2 separate regions of the Mus musculus genome follow, and region 1 is linked to region 2. Evidence: chromatin contacts called from ENCODE POLR2A ChIA-PET data. All regions are on one chromosome and are shown on one strand. Each heading gives the region's core, a stretch centred on a gene start or an enhancer-like site at or near the end of the contact. The rest is flanking DNA. Distances are from core to core; before and after follow the strand shown. Region 1 holds the start of Golga7b (golgi autoantigen, golgin subfamily a, 7B). Region 2 holds the start of Zfyve27 (zinc finger, FYVE domain containing 27).

Region 1 (7,270 bases), core at 3,241-5,740, 85 kb after region 2:
GTGGCTCATGTCTTTAATCTCAGCACTCTGGAGGCAGAGGCAGGAGGATCTTTGTAAGTTCAAGGCCAGCTTGGTCTAGATCGAGTGGGTCAGTCAGGATATATAGTAAGACCTTGAAATTGCCTGCTCTTCTCTGAACCACTGATGTTTGGTGTTTCCCCTTTCACCTGACTTCCTGTCAGTGACCTCAGTGTCTGCATCTTCACAAAGAATCTTCCTGGTTCTCTCAGACAACCATGCCACTATCAAAGTTGCTGCTTCTTCTCTTCCATTCCAACTCTCAAACTCTAACCAGGAGAACATGCTGTCCCACTGACAGCCTTCCTCAAGGTTGCCAGTGACTTCTGTACTGCTGAACCAATGGTTGTAAGAGATTGCTTATTTTAGGATCTGCAGAGTGACAGCGCTGTGAGTAAGATGTCTTTCCCAGCCTTCGCTGCTGGGATCCAGGGTGTCATTCTCTCAGGTCTTGGGCTTCACTGTCTCTTTTTAGTCTTTTCTGTCTTCTAGTCTAGAAGTGGTGAACTCAGGATTAGTTCTTGACAACTTTCTGGCTATACGTCTTCCTTAAATGAACTTACCTAGTCCAGTTTTGAGGGATGGGAAGTTTGAGACAGAGTCACTGTTATGTAGCCCAGGCTGTCCTGGCACTTACCATGTAGACCAGGCTGTCTTTGAATCATGGAAATCCACGTGCCTCTGACTCTCAAGCGCTGAGATTAAAGCCGTGCATCACCATGCCTGGTTTGCCCTTTGGTTTGAAACCCCATTTGGATCTGGAGAGGTCTACAAGTTTTATTCCTAACTCTTACTCCTTCCCTAACTCCTAAATGTCTTTTTCTTCACCACTCTACACTATTTACATTAAAGTTCAGACCTAAGTCAGCCAAACACAATTCAAACCATACTTCAGGGCTTATTCAGACCCAAGCTCCCACTCCATATCCTCAGTAGATTGAAGATCTTCACTTCCAGGTGTCTCTGATCTCAATATTGGGATACTTTTAGATCATACATTTAAAACTCTGCAAACACTGTCATCACATTATCTTCCAACCGTGTCTAGAACTTGGTTACTGACTACTTCCAAGTGTCTAAGCTATCTCTCTCTGTGTACCTTGTCTGGAATAATTTAATGGGTCTCAAAGCTTCCAGCCTTACCTCTCCAATAACTCCAGCATACAAAACAAAATCCAAAAGACTACAGTTAGATAATGTCAATGTCTCTACCTCAAACTTTCCACTGTACCTTGCTATCTCACTTTTTTGATCCAAAGTTCTTAGGGCTGCAAGGACCTAAAAATCTAGTTACTTCTCACTTTGTTTTGTTTTATGAGATGGAGTATTTCTGTGTATCTTTGGCTGCTCTAGAACTGGCTGTGTAGATCATGCTGGCCTCAAACTCAGAGATCTGCCTGCCTCTGCCTCCCAAGTGCTGGGATTAAAGGCATGTGCCACCACCACCACCACTCTGCTACTTCCCATTAAAGAAGGAGAAGGAGGAGGAGGAGAAAAGAAGAAGAAGAAGAAGAAGAAGAAGAAGAAGAAGAAGAAGAAGAAGAAGAAGAGGAGGAGGAGGAGGAGGAGGAGGAGGAGGAGGAGGAGGAGGAGGAGGAGGAGGAGGAGGAGGAGGAGGAGGAGGAGCAACAACAACATCCCGTCTTCCTTTCCTTTGCCCTCCATTCTATGGACTCTGGTTTGGAGCTAGTTTTTGGATACATTAGGCGTGCTCCTCTTCAGAGTCCTTGAGCTCTGTTCTTTCTGCCTTGTTGCTCTTTTCCTAGGCAGTTGTGTGCTTATTTCCTTTTCTTTCTTTCAGACCTCTACCTACATCTGTCCTTATTAAGAAAGTTTCCCGTGTGTATTCCTTCAGAAATCACCTCCTTTTGACCTTTGACCCCAGGTCTGTATCACAGCTCACTTCATTTTCTAGCAATGACCACACTCTGCACTGAACTTATTTTCTCATGTGTGGCAGGGACAGTCTCTGTATATTTAGTCATTGCTGTATCTCAAGTCTCTGCAATCTAGGACTCAGTAAGTACTCAACAAAGAGTCAATGAATGGAAAGACTTGTTGAATGGCTTTCTTCTAGCCAGCGGGTGATTGGGGGGGGGGTTCCAGATGACTGTCAGGTTAGGATTGTCGTCAGTGAGAGGCACAGTGACATCTTGCTGTGCAAGAGTAAGGAATGGTCTCAGATCTCCAATGGACACCATGAGATGACGGGCTCATTTGTTAGCAGTGACCACTGTGGATTTGCAGATGACCCCAGTTTGCACATTAGTGTCAAAGCACTTACAGAGAGCTATGAGGCAGACCACAATACCTGCCCTTAGCTGTTTTGGCATGTCACTTATCCTTAGAGACCCAATGTGCTCTTACGATAAATGGGTAGGTGGAGATGTCTGTTCTCTGTCAGCTTATGGTCTGCAAAGTACTAGAAGGTGGCAGGGTAGTCAGGGAACAGACCACACACTACTTTTAGAGCTTGACTGTTTCTGTCTAAATCCTTCTCATGGGAGACTTTGGGCATCTTATTCTGGGATGCTGAAGGGATGAGTTATTCTGGGATGCTGAAGGGTGACAACAATATGGAGTGGGGCTGGGGAGATGGCTTAGCAGCTAAAGTGATTGCTGTGCAACAGCGAGGAGGGTTCAAATCTCCAAGGTCTATGTAAAAAAGTCAGATATGGCATGCCTGGAACCTAGTGCTCATATGGTGAGATAAGCCAGCTAGCCTGGACTATGCAGAGGCAAACAAAAGACCCTATGGAAGGTATAGATTGACAATGACATTTAAGGTTGTCCTCTGATCACCTGCCCACGGGCTCTGTGGCATCCACACAGTGGCACTCAGAGCATAAATCCACCTCCCCCCACACACACATGAGAGAGAGAGGCAGACAGACAGACAGGAAGACACAAGAGAGATACAGAGAGACAGATAAAGAGACAGATTTTAAAAAATAAAAAATGTAACTCACAGCAATTGTCAGGATTTCAAAATATATGTGCAGTGTAGAACTGTCTGGCACACATTAAGTGATCCATAAATGTTTGGTATTAAAAATAGAAAGTTCTGCTGAAAAAAAAGCTATTAATATGTCTTTGGGGTAACAAACCATCCTAAAATAGTAGGGTTACCATGGAATTTTAAAAGACATGATAATGATATTGTGATTACAGAGAAGAATGTTATTTTGCTTTTTGAGACAAGGTCTCACGTCTCTCCACCCACCTCAGCCTCAGGAGCGCCGAGATTAAAGGTGTGCACCATCACACCTGCCTCAGGAAAATGTTCTTATTCTGAGGGGATGAGTGCTGAAGTATTTAAGGATAAAACTGTGGAATCTATCGCTTTCTGATAATCTAGTGAAATTATATACGTCTCCTTGATCCAGTTTCCGTCAGCAAAGCCAACAAATCAAAATCAAATGTAAAAATACTATTGCTGACTGAGTTAGTTAGACTGTTCTGGCAAATGTCTTTTCCCCAACTTCTCCTGTATGTTTGGAAATTTTAAATGGGAAATTTGGTAGAAGAAGAAAGGACCCTAGCTATAGGCTAATGAAGAAGGGCAACAAGTATATCCTGCAGAAAGAGGACCGTAAACTCAGGGAGTGAGACAGCTAATCAAGGTAGGAAATCGGGAGAAGTCTGACCTGGAGTCAGGTCTTCTGGCTGCCTGTTGTGGCACCTACTCCAGTTTTATGTCATGGCCGACGCTGCTGACCTGTGGGCAGCCAGGCTGTAGAAGAAGTACCCAGCTCCCCTCAGACACAGATCTGGGGTTATTGTGGATGTGTTCAAAGACACCTGTGTTGGGGTTTCCTTTCTGCTTATTAAGTAGATAAACCATTTGATTGGAAGGCCTAATGCCAAATTACCACCTTGGAGAGTGGGCATACCGGTTTGGCATGTGGTTTTTGATTAGTGGTGGTAATTGGGTATTGTGGGAGTGTGTATAAACTCTGGGATGGCTGTAGGGAGACAGAAGTGTAAGGGGTGGGACCTGGACTAGGAGGATCATAAAGAAAGACTGGCTTCCATAAAAGAAAGGGCCCTAGGGAAAACCTGGGGATGAAATGTGCGTATGTGTTTTAAGAAAATGCTCTCTTATATCTGCAGCATTTTCCCCTAGCTAATGGGATTTTACCCATTTAAGGAAGCAGAAAGGAGAAAAGAGGGAAGGGAATGTTCCCATAAGGCTGGGTAGTGCTTGGGGCAGGACGGGAAGGTTAGAGTGAGAATTTGAAGGTGTTTGGAAAGGTAAGAGGCTGGCGGCCTGTGGATGGTGGGGCCTTCCGTATTGCAGGCCGGGTGCCTTGCAGCAGAGCCCATCTTCTTTCTTCAGCTTCTGGAAGTCCCCGGAGGCGGTGGAAGCTAGCGCAACGCTCTAGGCACTCCTGCTGGGGGGGAGGGCAGGCAGGAGAGGCGGGGCGCTGGGCGGGGCGGGACGGGGTGGGGCGGGAGCGGAGCCGGTGGCCGCGGGCGGGGCTCCTCTCCGGCGGGTGCCGGAGTCTGGGGGCCGCGGCTTCCCCCTCCCCGCCCGCCGAGGCGCTGGCCCCTCCTTCCCCCGCCGCCCCCGTGCCCGCCGCTGCTGCCACTGTCAAAGATAAAACCGGGCCATTGCCTGCAGGAACCCTGGCAGCAGGCGATCGGGTGGTGAGGAGCCTCCGGCGCGGCCTCGCCTCCCCGGTCCGGCTCCCGCGTCAGCACCGTGGACAGCACGGACCACCTTTCAGGGACCCTCCGGTCGGCAGGAGCGCGCTTCAGGTTTCGGCGATCTCATCAGTACCGCGGACAGCGCCCAGGCCCTCGCTGGCCTCGGCCAGCCCACCGGCTCTTCCTATCAGCACCGCGGACAGCCCCCCTGAACCAGCCCAGCGACAGCCAAGGACTGGTCAGAACGCCCTGAAGATGGCCACTGAGGTAGGGCCCAACACCTTAACCCGCAGGCAATGCCTCAGGGAATGATTCCCCACTAGGGGCAGACTGGGCACGAGGAGAAGACGGGGGTGGATGGGGGTAGAGGGTGGTTCCCTGGGTTCATGGTGGGAGGTGTGGAGTGGCATGGCATATAAGCAGAGCTTTGCTGAGGGGTCCCTTCACCTTTGACATGTCAATCTTGCCCATGCCACTCTGAGCCCTGGGAATCTACTTGTTACCAATAGCACCAAGTCCCAGCTGGTCTGGGGTTTCCCCTTCTCCTGAACACAGGGTTCTGACTCCCTAGAGGTTTGGAGATCCCTGCACACCTGTGTAAGGGGAGGGAAGGTGGCCTACTGCTGTTGTTGCTATGCGGTGCAGTATCCTGCTTCTAACCCAAATGCTTGTCTAGGGAAGACACACCTTCCCTCACATCCACATTTCCTTAGGAGGAGAACGTGGAAAAAGACATGCTCAGGCCCAGAACCCAAAGGGTTGGTTTTAATGAACCTCCTGCACCAGCCCCCACTTTTGAGAATTTCTTTCCTTCTCCATTTGAGCTGCTGTTCTCAGTGTATCCACATTTGCCTGTGAGGGGGAAGCGACTGTGTGCTTCACAGTGTGTCTATAGACCAAGGGACCTGTTAGCTAAGGACAAAATCTTGGCATAATGTGTAAGAAGTCGGGACTTGTGTCTCTACCCCCAGAGGTTACTCCTCCCCGGGGAGAGCTCTTTACGCATGGTGAAGCTGACATACGGAAGAAAGGATTGGCTCGGTACCCACACAGCATGCCAACAGCAGAGCTGAAAGTTTCTTTGAATTTTTAGAGTGTTGCAGCACACTGGGTCTCCCCAGCTCGGCTGCTGCCGGCTTTTGTGGTGACTCCCCATTTCCAGCCTAGCTGGACCACTGCCAAGGAGGAGAGCAAAGGCCTGTGAGTGATTCTGTGCGGTGCCTCTGGGATTCCGGCGAGTGGCATGACATCAGTACCAAGTGCTACTGCCATCATTCCATTGGATCTCCTGATGTTGCTTGGCATTGTTTGCCTGCTGATGTTGCACGAGGTTAGCTAGCAGGGATTCGTGCCCTCCCAGAACCCCCGCCTTCCCATGGGCAGGCAGGCTTGGCAGACCACAGCAGCAGTTGCTAGTGTGATCTAATGGGCTCCAAAAGGCCTGTCCGACTTACATTCTCTCCCCTACAGGTTTGCTGTGGCCTACACAGTCTACCCACAGACTCACACTTCTCGGTCGAGGCTAGGTTTCCAAGAAGCTGTTGGCAGTAGGCTTGACGACTCTCCCCTGGGATAGACTCTGCTCATAACGCCTCTGTGGGTACAAGGCCACGGCACACAGAATGGCTGTGCGTGTGTGAGCAGCTCTGTGAAGTGGCCATGGATGGTGTTATTATATGCAATTAACAGACGAGAGGACGGAGGCTTGGAAGCTTGCCTCAGCCTGGTGAAGGAGTCAAAGAAGGCTTCATTATCCCATTTTACAGATGATTCAACTGCAACATTAAGGCAATAATTCACCTTGCCTCCATGACCACTATCTTCATGGTTTGCATCGAGGATAGTGTATCCAGGTAGCCAGTATGATGCTTACTAGAGTTCTAGGGGTCTTGAGACAGGGCTTTGAGTGAGGAGAGATGTGCTAGAAAGAACGAGAGCAGAAGTTTTAAACCTGTGGGTCACAACTCCTTTAAGACCATCCGAAATATCAGATATTTACATTACAGTTCACAACAGTAGCAAAATTACAGTTGTGAAGTAGGAATGGAAATAATTTTATGGTTGGGGGGTCACCAAATACAACATGAGGAACTGTGTTAAAGGGTCCCAGCATTGGGAAAGTTGAGGACCACCAAGCTAGAGGGACTTGGGATCTCTGGCTGTTCATCTTGAGGACAGAGGGACAAAAGTCTGTCCAGGATGGGCAGGAGCTGAGGGCTAACACTTTCAGTCTCTCAGCTTGGCCTGGCCGGACTCTGTTGGCGGTGCTGAGAGAAGAAACTCAGGCTCTGCCAAGGCACAGGATGTATGGTGTCTGGGCCAAGTTGACTCATCCCCCTAGGCTGCTTTTTTACAATTAGGATTGGATTGAGATTGCCAGGAAAAACCTGTTGGGGGGAAGGAAAACCTCACTCCAAGTTCCCATGATCATTTCCTTAGCAGTCTAAAGAGGAAGCGGAACTGTGTAGGAAGAGGAGATGGGGGAGGGGAGGAGGGGGAGGAGGAAGACAGCTTTCTATGGAAACTGAATTTTTTGCTTCCTGATTTCTGTTTAGAGGTGAGCATTAGGGGAAGGGTGTGTGCGGTGGAGGGGGGACACAGA
Region 2 (6,763 bases), core at 3,090-5,589:
AAGGAATATTCTGAAGAAGTGAGAAAACAATAGAGCCTAGCACGGAAGATCTGGCCAGGAACCGGAATTTGAAGTGCAGAGATGATTCCGAAACTCACAGTTCTCGGGAAGGGTAGGCGAGTGCGCCCCCTCGTGGCAGAAATCATGCTTAACCATTCAACCTTCCCAGCTTGCGCTCAGAATGTCAGCTTAGAATTCCTCCAAAGGCCATCGTGAATTTTATGACTCAGTTATGTGGCCCATAAACACACTCCCGTAGCGATGCAAGACTATCCTCTGAAATGTCAAGTTAATGTGTTAAGAGTCCTCTCTGGTCATTTTCTGTTCTTTCTTAGCCTCTTGTTTTTATTTGCAAAGCCTGCTGATTCATGATTTTCAGGAGGAGACAAATATGTAGAATTCAATTATAAAATGTCAGAGCTAGGCCTGGAGGTATATCTAAATGCTATAGCACTTGCCTAGTATATGCCACACCCTGGGTCCCATTTTTTACCAGTACTGAAAATAACTAAGATAACCCCAAAGTATCTTATGAATAGGGCAAGGCTTTGCTCATTGTTCTGGTCTTTAGAGCCTTCTTTTATTCGCTGATATTTGTCCCAAAAAAACCCCTAGGAGTTTGGGAATCATATTCCCCAATCCGAGAGTAGCTGAAGGGGAAAATAAATATAATTAACATTGCCACCAGTCACAGCCAGCCTCAGGTCAGACACAGGTGGGAAAGTTGCCAAGAAAATGAAATTTGCCTTTGGGGAGAGTTACTGATGGTAGAATGCCAGGTGGTTAGGTCATCGAAATAAGCAATTTTTTTCTCTAAGGAAGGAGGCCTTATTTTCTTTGAGGCAGGATATTGCTATTTAGCCCAGGATGACCCATGGTGCTGGGATCACAGGTCTGCTCTCCCACACCTGACTGGAACAGAGGCAGGTAACTCTAACTCTCCCCTATGCTCAGACTTTTACTGGAGGAACCAGTGCGTTGTATTCTGTCTGAGTCGAATTAGTGCCTCCTATGGAACTAAGAGCTCCTGGAGACTTTTTTTTTTTAAACCGAGACAGGGTTTCTCTGTGTAGGCCTGGCTGTCCTGGAACTCACTCTGTAGACCAGGCTGGCCTCGAACTCAGAAATCTGCCTGCCTCTGCCTCCCAAGTGCTGGGATTAAAGGTGTGTGCCACCACTGCCCAGCGAATGAGACTTCTTATTTCTACCAGACCCAATGCACCATTTTAAGGGAAGAGATATTATACTGGGCCTTAGAGTGGAAGAAACGAGAACATGCAAACTTGGAAGATGCGGGCGTGAGTGCCCAGACCTTGGGGAGATACTGACAGGCATGAATCACTTGGGGAATAGTTGTGCTAGAGGCTAGGTGCATTGAAGTTACTCCAGCCAGTTTTCCCGGTAGCCTCAGTCTAGGCAGAGGATCCATTAAGCAAACAGGCAAGCGACTTTGCATGTGCCAAGTGCAGGACTGGGCAAGCCCAGGGAAGCAAGCCAGACGGACACCTATCCCACTGGGGTGTATGAGGGAAGACTCCCTGAAGAGGTGAGGTGAGCTCTGAGCTGAGCTGTGAAAAGAGTAGGAGGTGGTCAAAGCTGGAGCAGGTTCTGGAGGAGCCGAATATGCCTGGGCCTGGGGGGCGTGTCCCAGGGGCGTGTCCGGGGGGAGTGTCCCTGTGTCCATGAAGATGGTCTCAGGTGAGTATCGGAATGGGTAATGGTGTGTGTGCAGGAGGGAAGAGGGAAGAGTGGGAGCGGCTATGGACCCTGTAGGTTCAGGGATGAGCTGGGTCAGAAGAGGGAGAAGCGGGGTCTGCAGAGGCTGCGTGCTTGAGAGACTAAGGGGGCCCCTGGGAATAGTCATCCAAAGGAGGAGGTAGATTCCAGCAGACAGCTTTAGTACTACGTGTGGCATTCTAGACTTCTGGACCTCCTACAATGATGATGAGTCTCCTCGTCCTCCTCCTGGCCTTGAACTAGCTATGTAACTGAGGATGGACCTCATCTCCTGATACTCTTACCCCCATCCCCAAGTGCTGAGATTACAGCCATGTACCTGGAGTTGATGCTGGAGATCACACCTAGGGCTATGCAAATACTCTAGCAACTGAGTAGAGTATTTCATTAACTCTGGGTCTACATCACTAACTCTAACCAGCCCCAGGTCCTCTGCAAGAGCAGCAAGTGCTGTTAATTGATGAGCCACTTCTCAGTGCCCACCCACAACTAACGTTAAAAAAAACATTATTATGTATGTGGTGTGTGTGTGTGTGTTTGCAGCTGTGCATGTGTGCATGAGAGGAGGCAAGAGGACAGTTCTGGGGAATTGCTTCTCCTTCACCATGGGGCTGGGGGATTGTACTCAGTCCTTCAGGTTTGTACAGCAAGTGTTTTATCCACCAAGTCATCTTGCCAGTCCACAGATTTTGAGCACTTAAAATGTGCTGAGGAGCTGGGCGGTGGCACTGCACGACTTTAATCTCATCCCTCAGGAAGCAGAGGCCAGTCTGGTCTATAGGGCGCATAGTGCCAGTGCTCTAGCTTCTGATGACATTAGCTAACGGCTGATGGTGAATGTGAACGTGAATGCAATCCCCAGGGAGGGTTAGAAGCAAGGAAGGTGGCAGATAGATGACATTCAAGGGAAGAAAAACCCTAAGGAGACCTTGAGGGTAGGAGGCCAAGAGAGGTGGTCTCCTGGACGCTCAGGTGGGGAAAGGAAGAACAGCGAAGTGTCCAGTGTTGCTGAGAGCTCCTGCAAGGAAGACTGGAAATGTTCGCTGGGTGTGGCAGCCAGAAAGGCAGAGGTGACCCAGGAAGACGGGATTACAGTTGGCGAGGGCTGAATAGGTGAGGAATGAGCAGAAGAGCGGGCAAGTCAGAGGAGGAAACAAAAGTGGAGGTAAAGAAATTTCTTGTGCATCTTGTCTCCAGGCGAAGGGGTATTACTGAGAGTAAAGATTTCAGAGCCTGTGGGACAGTGACCAGCCTGAAGGAAGTGAGGAGAGCCCAGATTCCCAGTGCAGCTGAGTCCTGGCTGAGGAGAGCAGGCGTGCCTGTCTCTCTGAAAAAGAGATGCTGGACGAGATGTCAGTGAAGCTTTGGGGTAGCTCAGAGGAGGGGTTATTGTCGGCTGAACAGCTAGGGAAGGCTGCTCACAGCTGACTCCTGCTATGATGGCTTGCTTGGGTTTGGATGGAAGCAAGAATCGGGGCAGGCAGGTGTGACAAGCAATCTGAGGACTTGGCAAGAGTCCAGGGCCCTTGCAGGTAACAAAGAGGGTTCAGCTGGCTGAGACTGAGGCACCTGAGAGAGAACAGCAGGACAGATGAAGCCAGTGGATGCAGCCTCGTGTGGGTGGTGGTATGGCTGGGGTTGCTGGCATCCAGTGATGTATTTGGCTCAAATCCCAGCTCCGAGCAGTTTATGTGCTGTGACATTAAAGAAGTTACTTACCATGACTACAACTCCTCATCTGTGAAATGGTGATAACCCCGATAGGGTTATTGAAGGAGGAACAGATAAGATAATGTGCACAAAAAGCTTAGTGTACTGCCTGCCTGCTGGTTAAATGGAAACCCATGGGAGGTGTGTTTTAAGGGACAACAGCTGGGTCACAAGATGTGAAGAGGATAGAGCTAGGAACGGCCTGCACAGGACCTTGAACACAGCAGCTACGGACCACCGTTCCGTCTCTGCTAATGTTGTAACCCTCGAAATTACTGATACTACTAGAGAAACTTCAGTGTCGTGTACAGTTTGTCTCTGCGTTCTCACGGCAAGCACTATAGCAGACAGCTGGTTTCTGTGCTGCTGTGTCTTCCTGCAGCAAGCCAGGGGCTCTCTCACCGTTAAAATGGCACTACCCATAGGCACCTGACATACAAGATGTGTTTTCTGTCTTCCCTAGGTTCTCAGAGCTTCTATCCACATTTTCTTTCTTTTTTTTTATCCTTCTCCATCCCTGCCCCCACACGCCCCACTTTTTTTTTTTTTTTTTTTTTTTTTTTTGAGCCAGAAGCTCCCATAGCCAAGACTGGCCTTGAACTTGCAATACTCCAGCCTCAGAAACCAAAAGGCTGTGGTTACAAGTGTGTCACCACGCTAGACTCTCTAACTGTCCTTGCTGTAATGTTCCGGAGCTAGGCTGGCTCCCAGGTCCTAGGACTCCCGGGCATTAAACGAGTCATCTCTTGGGTGGCAGGAACAGAGTTAACCAGAAATTAGCCAAGGAGGGAAGAGTGCGCAGGCGCAGTATCAACGCGCTTGCTCACCTGCGCTTGGGTGGGAGGAGCTAAGCCCGGAGGCCGGACCCAAGGCGGGACGGGCGCGGTGACGTCACGGGCGCGCCACCGCAGAGTGAGTCGCGTCCCGGAAGCGACGGCGGTGGAGGGGCAGACGGTTCCCGGGTGGACCTGCGACTTCGGAGCGTCGGTGGGAGGTGGCGTGGCGTGGCGTGGGGTGGGGCGGGCCTGGCCTGAGGGACCGCTCCGGGGCTTGGTGGCCCTTCTGTCCCCCTGGCCGTTCCTGTCTCTTCCTTTCCTGGGACAGCGTCCGGGTAGGTGACGACCGTGACGCCCCAGCCTCACTGTATTTATTTACGGAGCCTGGCCCTCCGGCCCTCCCACCGCGTGTGGGTCGCCACCTGCAGGCACAGCGACCTTAGGCGTGTCCTGCCCTGCGCGGCCTCAGACAGGCTGGTGGTCTGGGCCTCTGTCGGCACTGACCTGCTAAGCCTGTCTCGCGCTTGCTTGGGTTCCCTTTCTCCCTAGCTCGTCCTGTCGAGAGTTTGGGGTCCAGTCGACCCCTTTCCAAGTGATGAATGGGAGCCAGGGTTAAGAGCGTGATAAGAGTGTTGTTAGGAGAAATTCATGAACCTCTGGGAGCCCTGGTAAGGGTCTCCCAGTGTACACTGGCGCGTTCATAAAGACTTCCCAGGACAAGATGGTCCCCCTTACCCTGACACCTGAAGGAGGAGCTAAAGATAGGAGAAAGATGTCACAGGACATCTTTTCTCTTGGCATTACCTACTGCCTTCTTTCAACAACCTGGTTATTAATGGTTTATATGCTCTTGAAAGGTCTGTGAGGGAAAGGAGCGTTGGAGGGGCTCATGAAGAGTGATAGGCTTTATAGCGAAGACATCCCCTTCACCCTGCTACTTCCTACTTCAGTAGGAATAAAATTTCTTGCAGTGTGAGATGGGTATTCGCGTTCACCTCTCACAGTTAACCTTAGGAACCACACGAACTGTAATGCAAGGGGGAAATGTGTTGTAGTCTGGAAGTGCATCGTGAGTGTAGGGATTTACGATTACAGAATGCAGACTTCGGATCGGGACCTGAGTGGGCCGGAGGCGAGCCCCAGCGGGATGCCTGAGGTTCTCTCTGAGTGTCCACCTGCCCCTACCAAGTCAGCAGCGTTTGATCTCTTCAACCTGGTCCTGTCCTACAAGAGGCTGGAGATCTACCTGGAACCCCTGAAGGATGCAGGGGACGGTGTTCGATACTTGCTAAGGTACAGACTTTAGGGTTCCTTTGTTCTTCCTCTGGGCTCTCCTGTCTCCCTGGTCTTTAGCAGTTCTGGCCAGCTAGGCAGTAGTTGGGCTATCCTTTCTGCTCTAGCGATGACTAGTTCTGGGGAGACTTGTGTGACCTTTAGGTGTATTCAGGTCTACTTGTGTTCCAGCGCTATGCAGGGAAGGTGGGAACTGAGAACCACTTGGTCTTCATCAGGACTGTAGTTGGATAAGCTCCTCTTAGGGACTGCTGGAAAGACACTGGCCTAGTATAGCTTAGAGCAGATGTAGGGATTTTTTTTCCCTTTTCTCTCTGAATATTAATGTAATTAATATTAAAATCTTGATTTTTATTCTTTTGTATGCATGTGGCGTTGTGTGCAGGTCAGAGGGCAGCTTTTGGGAGTTAGCTCTCCTTCCAGGGTGGATTCTAGGGACAGACACAGGCTTGGCAGCAAGCACTTTACTGGCTAAGCTATTTTGTTGTTGTTGTTGTTTTTGTTTTCGAGACAGGGTTTCTCTGTGTGACCCTGGCTGTCCTGGAACTCACTCTGTAGACCAGGCTGGCCTCAAACTTAGAAATCCTCCTGCCTCTGCCTCCCAAGCGCTGGAATTAAAGGCGTGCGCCACCACTGCCCAGCTGGCTAAGCTATCTTACCATCAAGTTATAATTTTAAACAAACTCAACTACAAATACCTTTGAAAAAACGAGATGCCATTTTCACTGTTACTTGGGATTATGGTTTTCAATTTTTTTCTATTTTTGCTTCATTTTTTTAATCCTCAGTAATTTTCTTCCAGCTTCCTTTCCTTTCTTTTTGTTGTTGAGATAGTGTTTCATTGTATATATCACAGGCTAGTCTGAAACTCATAGTGCAGGCTGCTCTCAGACTTCCAAGCATTCTGTTGCAGACTTACAAGTACTGGGACCAACTTGCTTTAAAAAATGTTTTTGTTTTTGTTTTTTGAGCCATGGTCTTATTATATTCCTGACTGGCCTGGAACTCATAGAGGTCTGTCTGCCACTATCTGGAGTGCTGTGATTAAGGGCATGCGCCACTATGCCTAGCCTGTCTTGTTTACATTAAAATGTTTGTTTTTTCCTTAAGTGATTTATCTTTGTTTTAGATTTTATGTGTACGGCTGTGTTGTCTGTATATATTTATATGCACCGTATGTTTGTTTGGTGTCCTTAGAGGCCAGGAGAGGTTGTCAGATCACCCAGAACTGGAGTTACAGATAGTTG

What was found. ChIA-PET counts read pairs that join two places held with the same protein, here RNA polymerase II (POLR2A).
Region 1: POLR2A ChIA-PET joins it to region 2 with 14 read pairs in Patski. The contact joins the promoter of Golga7b here to the promoter of Zfyve27 in region 2. POLR2A ChIA-PET finds 5 or more read pairs at or near these places in 2 of 5 experiments (Patski and embryonic stem cell).

The regions. Positions count from the first base shown.
Region 1 is chr19:42,251,249-42,258,518 of GRCm38, forward strand. Golga7b (golgi autoantigen, golgin subfamily a, 7B) reads left to right here and starts at 4,491. Exons shown (of 5, transcript NM_027694.2): 1 at 4,491-4,935. The coding sequence starts at 4,924.
Region 2 is chr19:42,166,228-42,172,990 of GRCm38, forward strand. It overlaps Zfyve27 (zinc finger, FYVE domain containing 27), which reads left to right and starts at 4,340. Exons shown (of 13, transcript NM_177319.3): 1 at 4,340-4,558; 2 at 5,319-5,516. The coding sequence starts at 5,320.